3 separate regions of the Homo sapiens genome follow, and regions 2 and 3 are each linked to region 1. Evidence: chromatin contacts called from ENCODE Hi-C or POLR2A ChIA-PET data. All regions are on one chromosome and are shown on one strand. The core of a region is the stretch at or near the end of the contact, and the rest is flanking DNA. Distances in the headings are between cores, read along the strand shown.

Region 1 (2,807 bases), core at 229-2,728:
ATGAGCAGATTCTATTTCTTTAGGCAGTTTTATCATTCAGAGAAGTAATCTATGCATTTAATCTAATGCCAGCTTTTATTTTTCTTTGGTGATTACCACACAAAAATAAGAAGTTGGCACCAAATTAAATGCATGGATTACTTCTCTGATAAAAGTACTCGATATAAGGGAAATTTGAAGGAAATAGAATGCATACATACACACACATACACTTAGTATATGTGTGTGTGTGTGTGTGTATATATATATATCTGTGTGTATATACACACCACACACACACACACACACACGTATTGGAGGAATAAGAAATATTTAATAAAATCTACACAATTTCAAAAATATGACCAAATACTGGTGGTTCCTCATTTACCAGTAGAACTCTCTCTACAAATGGAAAGTGAGAAGTCTATGAAGTTACCTTAGTTTTTCCAATTAAGACTGTTCATTGATTGTATTTCTTCTGTCTCTATAAGTACCATATTCCCAATTAGTATTTCATCAGTTATAAGACCCATCATTATTTTGTGTGTAACTGAAAATGAAAAAAAGATTTAAAATATGACTTAGTAGTTAGAATTTTTATCTTATACGCCTTTAAGTAAATACAAGAGAACTGTTTCAGCATAGATTTTTAAAAATCATGTGTGTAAAAGAGAATGAAATATTAATTATGATATTTACAAAGCTCTGTACATTCAGAATTGAACTCTTTCTGCATCTCTTTTTTGAATCAGAGTTGTCATAAACCACAATTTTTCACGGTAACACCCTCTCTGCCATCAGGATAAATAACATTTCTTAAAGGAATATTCTACTGCAGTCTCTGAGATTTTTTTCCCTGTCTTAGACATCCATTCTACAACTCTGATGCTGGCACATTTTTTATCTTGGCAAAAGGACTTAATAGAAAAATTTTAGATAACAATCAGGATTCATACTCTTCTCAATAGTCCTTAAATGGTTTATTGACCAAAAAGTAAAGAAGTAACAGTCCAGTCATATCATGGAAAGAACAACCAAATTCATGCATGCACAGGCAAAGACAACCATATCACTATGACCACCTGGCTGACAGTAACTGCAGGACATCAATTATTGTAAGACACTTCCTGTAATATGTTTAATTCCTCTGACATAAGGATTTATGTGAATTAGGAAGTGGCCCAAGGGTGAAAAGTAATAGGGAAATAGAGAAATAGAACCGATCCAAAGGAAAGGGGGAAAAAAACCCACAAAAAGTGTGATGTCAAGCAAAGCCTATTCTGGAGATGACTTTGGTTCACTCCCACGGGAGAGCCCTAGAGACAAAAAGGTTCTACAGTAGGTTCAAGTCAGAGGCCAGAGAACCCAGAGTATTTATACCTCTGCACCATCAGTTATTGAATGGGGGTGGGGGTGGGGGTGGGTGTAAATTTCCAGGTGCTTCCAGCCTGCAATGCAGTCAAAGCATGTTCCTGTAGCCTGAGGACAGCCGTCCAACAAAGAGGTGCAGGTGCTGAATGTTGAGAGTGAAAGCACAGGGAGCTGTCATGCATGAGAGTGGTAGAGGGATCTGAAAGTGCTAGCAGTGCCTATTATACATCCAAATACTAAAGACGCTTAGATGTGAAAAATGTGTGTCTTAGAATCGATAAAATATGGTATAGAGAATCAAGTCTCCTTGTTCCTGGTTTATCTCATAGCATACTTAAAATTCAGCTAAAGATGAAATGCCTTAACAAGTGAAATGGGCTTTCTGAAAAATTATTTCAATCAAAATTGTGTTAAAAGCTATTTCTAAAAACCCTAACATGAAATACTTAGAAGAGATCAAGTGGTTTGTCCCTGGACATTCAAGCAATTGAATGTCTAAACAATCCAAGACAGATAATTTTGTAGTATTTACTGTGTGAAGTGAACCTTTAAGGCTGTGGACAATGCAAACTCCCTCATGTACCTTGCTCCTTGCCAATTTCAAACAAACCTTCTCACCTATGATATAAGGCTTCCTTAGAATTATTGATTAATTATTTAAGATACAATAAAACCAAAGTATTTTTAAAACACAGTAATTATGTTAGTGCAGGTACATGACATAGATATCCTCAAATATTCTTAGGACATCTATAAATCACCACAAACATTCTGGAAAGCAGTCTTGGAACATCTATCAAAGGCCTTAAAAATTTCTTCTTCTGTGAATTTATCCTCACAAATGACCCCAAGTTTAGACCAAAATAAAAAAATGCTTAAAAGGCTTATTAAAGCATGATTTAAAATAGAAATGATTGCCTAAATTCCTGAAAACAGGGGAATGTCTAAATAAAATATGGTATCTAACATGATAGAAAATGTTTACTAATGTTTAATGATACCAAGAAAGTATCACAATAATAACATCAAGTGGTAATAACAGGAAACAGATCTGTATACAATATAAAACCAACAGTATTGTATATATAAACACCATAGAAGATCTGAAAAAAAATTAGATGACATTATTTGTGATATCTATTTTATTTATTATATTTTTCTGCATACTACTCTACAGTGAGCCTGTCCTTTATAAGAAAAAATGCTAATGATTTATTGTGTATGAAAAAAGTGTATCTGATTTGATTATATATTTTTATTTCCACTTATATTTTCTAGGATTATTTTGCTTTAGAATTCTATGTATAATCCTGTGAAAATTTGTAGTGTTGTAGGGACTGGAAAGATCAGAGATTATGTTATGGCCATGAATGAGGCCTGACCTGCATTGTCAATAACTAAATTGATTATTGTGGAAACAACAAAAAAATTCATTTTTTGAAATGAAAATCTTT
Region 2 (2,807 bases), core at 227-2,726, 410 kb after region 1:
TCTTCCCTACCCACACATCTCTCCATGGCTTTGAGCACCATGTATGTGACGATTTCTCTCACACGTACACATTTAGTCCTTTCTCTCCTCAAAACTTCAGACCTGAGAGTTCACTTGGATGGCACACAGGCATCTCACCTTGGCATGTTCAAAGCAGAATTCTCAGTCCTGCTCACACCAAACATCAACCCTTCTCATAGCCTTTCTGTTTTAGTAAGTGGCACCACCGTCCCTCCAATTGATCAAAACAAAGGTTTAGGAATTCTTTCCGATTTTCCTCTTTCCCTCACTCCCCCTACCCCAAAGCAGTTTGTCAGTTAACACTGCCTGCTCCTCCCTTATAGTATGCAAAATCCACCACTTTCACACCACTACCCAGGGCCAAGACATCAACATCCCCTCTCTCGTGAACTATTTCAGTGTTTCCACCAAGACTTCATTCTCCACTTAGCAGCCAAAAGGTAAATCTCAGCTAAAAGGTAAATCCTATCCTGTCGCTCTTCTAAAATCCCTCCAGTGGTAACTGGAATAAAATCTAAACTCCTCCCACTGACTCACACAGCCCTACGACACCCGACATTCATAACTTTTGACTCAACTGTTACTATTTCCACTCCCACCCCGAGCCCCACCCCTAACTCCACTCTGGTCACACAATCCTTCTTTCAGTTCTTCAAACATTCCATGCTTATTCCCAGCTAATGGCCTTTGAGCTTGTAGTTCTCTCTTTCTGACATATTTTTCCTTGTTACTTTTGTCTGTCTGTCTCCTTTCGTTATCCAGATCTCAAGCTTAAATATTACATCTTTAGAAAGGTCTTCCCTAACCACCCAATCCAACCTACACCTAGTTTCTCTCCATCAGATCTTTTGACTTTAATTCTCTGCATGATGTCATCATGAGCTGCTATTTCTTCTTGTTTACTTCCTCTTTTTTCTCTGTCTGCCCTTCCCAACCCAACCCCTCCATACATGTCTTGAATTTTAGTTGTAACTCCAGTGCCTACAACAGTGCCTAACACATAGCAGGTGCTAGAAAATAATTTTTGAATACATGAACAAGCAAAGAGGGAAAGGACAATCACTCAGACAAAAGGAGACAAAAGGAGCATAAAGGACTGAAAAAAAATATTCAGCGTAGTGAGAAGCTGGGAGCACAGAGAGTAGGAGGGAGCAGGGTGAAAAGGACAGCGGAGAGCAGAAGCCTCCAGCCCACGCAGCACTCGGAGGGATTTTAAGGAGTTTCATCTTCATCCAAATACTAATGAGAAGGCAGACACAGGGCTGAGAAAAGGATAATATGCTAGTGATCTTGAACTCAAACTGAAAGAGACTTAATAGGAAAAATAAGGCCACTGCTGTAGTGATGGGCCCCCGGGTAGTCAGAGCAGAAATGCACTGACCCACATCAGTTCATTTCTCTCCCCATGGCACACACAGTCATCATCACTTCCAGCCTCGCCACCATGAAGTGAACAACAGCCCGTGGAATGAACTTTCACTTCTTCAAGAGCATAATGCTGCTTTCCAACCCAGGCCCGCCCTGCATGCGGTTTCCTCTACATACAAAGCTCCTCCAACTTCCACATGCCTAGTTAACTCCTTTTTTCCCCTTCATTTCTCTGCTGAAACCTCATTTCCTCAGGAAAAGCCTTCTTGGACCCTCTCCCCGCACCATACTGTGTCAGGGCCCACTGTTATAGTTCCCTGAACTGTAACTCCAAGAAATTACCATTCTTTCTTTCACAGCAGGAATCAGTATCACATGCGGTTGAAAATGAAAGCTGTTAGACTGCGTAGCATCCCACATTTTCTACGTGGTAGCTGTGTAAACATAGGCAAATTATATAATCTCCTTGAAGACTTCAGTTTCATTATCTGTAAAATAGGAATAATAATAGTCCCTACTTCAAAAATTTTTTTTTTTTTTTTGAGACGGAGTTTCGCCTTTGTTGCCCAGGCAGGAGCGCAGTGGCGCGATCTTGACCCACAGCAACCTCCGCCTCCGGGTTCAAGAGATTCTCCTCCTCTCAGGGGAGGCCTTCCCATGCCCCGACAGTGCAGAGATGCCCGACTGTGCAGTCTGGGTTTGGTGGCTGCAGCTGTGCCCGAGGGGGTGGGGCTCCTTCCTGCTCTGTGGAGTGGGAGGCCCGAGTCTGCAGCCATGACTTGGGCTGTTGTGGCTGCACCTGGGGAATTCCCTCCCCATCAGCTCGGAAGTGTTGTGATTCCCACTTGTTGCCAGCTCCACGGAGTGTGCAGCCCTGGCTGAGCTTCGCTGTTGCAGCCAGCGTAATGGCAGCGGCTGCCCCAGATGGGCTGCAGGCGCCATCATTAGCACAGCCCTCTATGAAAAGCATTATGGCTATTTCTCAAAGAACTAAAAGTAAATCTACCATTCAATCCAGCAGTCCTACTACTGGGTATCTACCCAAAGGAAAAGAAGTAGTGATATTGAAAAGACACCTGCATGTATATGTTTATGGCAGCACAATTCACAATTGCAAAGATAATGGACCATCAATTGATAAGTGGATAATGAAAATGTGTTATATATACACCATGGAATACTACTCAGCCATAAAAAATAAACAAAATGATGTCTTTTGCAGCAACTTGGATGGAGTTAGAGGCTATCATTCTAAGTGAAGTAACTCAGAAATGGAAAACCAAATATATATTCTGACTTCTAAGTGGGAGCTAAGCTATGGGTACACAAAAGCATACAGAGAGGTATAATGGACACTGGATACTCAGAAGTGGGGCGAGTGAGCAGGGGTGAGGGATGAAAAATCACATATTGGGTAC
Region 3 (2,807 bases), core at 214-2,713, 340 kb after region 1:
CATATGGAAGGAAATATTATCAGTGATCATCATCATAGCTAACCCTGTGTGTCAAGAACTGTCTCAAGTGCTTTTGGTGAATTAACTCATTTAAATAGCCCCAAAAGCTTAGTGGTCCAATCACTATCCCTGAGACACAGAGGTGGCTCAACTTAACCATGGCCACACAGCTAGCAAGTAGAAGAGGCAGGATTTGAACCCAGGCTCCAAGCTTTGTTGTTTTAGTTGTATGCATTCCTTATTCTGTCTTGGAGTTGGGAATAGAACGTGAAGAGCTGGTAGGTACAGAAATAATAATGTTCTGAAGTCTGAACAAGTTCAATGGGGTTGCCTTGACTGGGTGCAGCAGCTCACATCTATAATCCCAGCATTTTGTGAGACTGAGGCAGGAGGATTGCTTGAGGCCAGGAGTTCAATACCAGCCTGGGCAACATAGTGAAACCCCATCTCTACAAAAAAAAGACAGGCGTGGTGTCATGACCTTAGAGTCCTAGCTACATGGGAGGCTGAAGTGGGAAGGTTGCTTGAGCCCAGTTCAAGGCTGCAGTGAGCTATGATCACGCTGCTGCACTTAAGCATGGGCAACAGAGCAAGACTCTGTCTCTTAAAGAAAAGAAAAATAACAACAAAAAACTGGTTGCCTTGGAAAGAAAGAATTTGCAAAGAATAGACTAGACTGGAGTTAGTCTCATTCCTTATCACACACACGCACGTGCACGTGCACACACACACACACACAATATTGCATCCTTTCTCAAAAGTCATTCTCTCCTGTGAGTTGCAAGGACAGCAACATCAGAAATGTACCAGTAACCAACTTCATTATACTACAGCATTGCTGACAGTTTGCATTTGGAGAATTTGACTAAAGACCACTTTGGGCTTCTTACCTTAAACAGTTACTTTTGTCACAAAGAAGGTGACGAGAAAACAGCAAGTAAGACAGAGCTCTCACTTCCTTCATCAAGCGGGATACATGTGCTGAGAGAATTGGAGCCACGATAGGGAGCAGTTTGTCTCTATGGAAAGTCTAGTGGTCTCTCCCCAGTGTCCCTTAGCCAGCCTCATACCATGGTGCTTTTCTTTCCTAGTGGAGCAGGATCCCCCAAAGAAAGGCCAGGCCCCTTTGGCCAGTGGGGCCCAGCGACACTTGGGTGCATCACCACCAACCGGATGGAGGGCTGGGCCTCGAGAGTGGCCTCGGGCGCGTACTCCTTACTGGGATCCTTGCCTCGGCAGTCGTATAGCACGCAGGAGATGAGGAAGACCAGGAGCAAGATGACGTAGCTCGCAACTAGGATGATCAGGTTCAAGGTAACAGGGTCGATCTCCAAGTAGAATTCCATCACTTCTCCCACGGTGGAGAAGTGGGTCTAGAGAAAGGCAATTGGGGTCAGTTTGGGCATTGCAGAGAGCAGATCTTAGAGCATCGGAATAGCTACATTGGCTCTGGAGTAAAAATACATTAATCCCTACTGCTCCAGGAGACCTCGAGGATTAAAGCTGCTCGGTTTAATAACTTAAGCTTGCTGTTAATACCACAGCCACCAAAACACAGAAGCTGTCTGTCATCAGTTCGCCTACACAGAGAGAGAAAGAGAGAGAGAGAGATGGCTCATGAGTTACTGGATCATGGTATATAAGTAGAGCATTCACATAATTCAGCATCCACACAGGCAGTTTGGTGAGCAAAAGTAAGTGTTGTTAATAAGCACTCCATGATGACAGCTAAAAATTGGATTGTCCTGGACAATTGTGCTGTCTTTGTATAAGGGATGTTTAGTGCCATGTATGGAGTGATTTGGAAGATTAGGTCAGTAGGCTTTGGAAGTAAATGTGATTCTTCAACAAGAAGAAGATACTAGTGCCTGATATTTTCACCCTTTCTTCATTTGTTGCCATGTTTCTCATTAGTTAATTCAAAACTACTTTTTGAGTACTTACTTCCTGTGTTTCAGACACTACACTAAGCAAAGGGGATATGGCAGTGATAAGACAGAGAAGCAGGTAGTCTAGCAGGAAAGATAGCCTTTAAACAGATAATTGCACAATTCGCCATTTAAGAACAGTGGAAATCAGTTTATAAGGGACAAATAGAGGGTAAGAGGACAGCGTGTCCCAGTGTGGGTCAAAAAAGCTTCCATGCAGAAGCAACATTTAACCTATGACCTGAAGGATAAGTAGAATTTAGCTAAGTGAGAAGAGACAGGGAAGATTCTTCTAGCCACAAAGAACTGCATATGTGAAGACCCGAAGAGAAAGGAGCCTGGAAAATTGCAAGCACTGAAACAAGGGCAGTGTGACTGGAGCATAAAGAGAATGGGAGCACAAGGTGGGAGAGGTAGACAGGGGCCAGAAGGCACAGGCACTTGTGGGCCATACTCAGGACTTTAGATATGATCCTAGAGCAATGGGATGCCATTGAATGCTTTTGCACAGGGGAGTGACACTACTGAATTTGCATTTTAAAGAGATTCCCAAAGGCTGCCTCAAGGATGCAGAAAAACAAGCAAATTGAGAGGAAGATCAGATACTGATCGGATTACAGTTATTCCTTGATGTACAAATCACTGTCCTGCCTCAGTTGTAGCCTGGTCCCAATAGTCCCGCATAGGCTACTTCATGGGCATGTGCCCTGTGCAGCTGCACAACGTTCCATTCTCAGAAAGAGCTCACACTTGGTTTAATGCTCTGCTGTTGCCATCTTGAAATTCTTAACTTTTCAACTTTGCACTGGGACCCACAAATTACGTATCTGGTCTTGGTCTCATATATGTATTTTTGGCCAGCTAGGGCATCAGTAGCCT

Evidence for each region. Hi-C counts contacts between places; a loop is a spot of excess contacts on that map. ChIA-PET counts read pairs that join two places held with the same protein, here RNA polymerase II (POLR2A). Pooled maps may share reads with other maps.
Region 2: a loop to region 1 is called in a map with no recorded cell type, with 5 times the contacts of the local background. The contact joins two enhancer-like sites. A Hi-C loop is called at or near these places in 3 of 37 single-sample maps with no recorded cell type and 2 of 50 pooled maps.
Region 3: a map with no recorded cell type shows a loop between it and region 1 (5-fold over the local background). The contact joins the promoter of SMIM36 here to the enhancer-like site in region 1. A Hi-C loop is called at or near these places in 9 of 37 single-sample maps with no recorded cell type and 5 of 50 pooled maps. POLR2A ChIA-PET finds 5 or more read pairs at or near these places in 1 of 52 experiments (A549).

The regions. Positions count from the first base shown.
Region 1 is chr17:55,167,978-55,170,784 of GRCh38, forward strand. STXBP4 (syntaxin binding protein 4) reads left to right here. Exons shown (of 18, transcript NM_178509.6): 18 at 1-2,807. Among named protein-coding and RNA genes, the nearest start is that of HLF, 96 kb to the right of the region's middle. Within about 2 kb of position 1,479, at least 3 of the 41 ENCODE cell types and tissues checked have a DNase peak (open chromatin) inside an H3K27ac peak, as active enhancers do.
Region 2 is chr17:55,575,720-55,578,526 of GRCh38, forward strand. No RefSeq gene overlaps it. Among named protein-coding and RNA genes, the nearest start is that of SMIM36, 66 kb to the left of the region's middle. RefSeq lists enhancers at 295-1,494, 1,174-1,243. Within about 2 kb of position 1,477, at least 29 of the 41 ENCODE cell types and tissues checked have a DNase peak (open chromatin) inside an H3K27ac peak, as active enhancers do.
Region 3 is chr17:55,509,989-55,512,795 of GRCh38, forward strand. It overlaps SMIM36 (small integral membrane protein 36), which reads right to left and starts at 1,464. Exons shown (of 5, transcript NM_001395421.2): 1 at 891-1,464. The coding sequence starts at 1,346. The coding sequence ends at 1,065.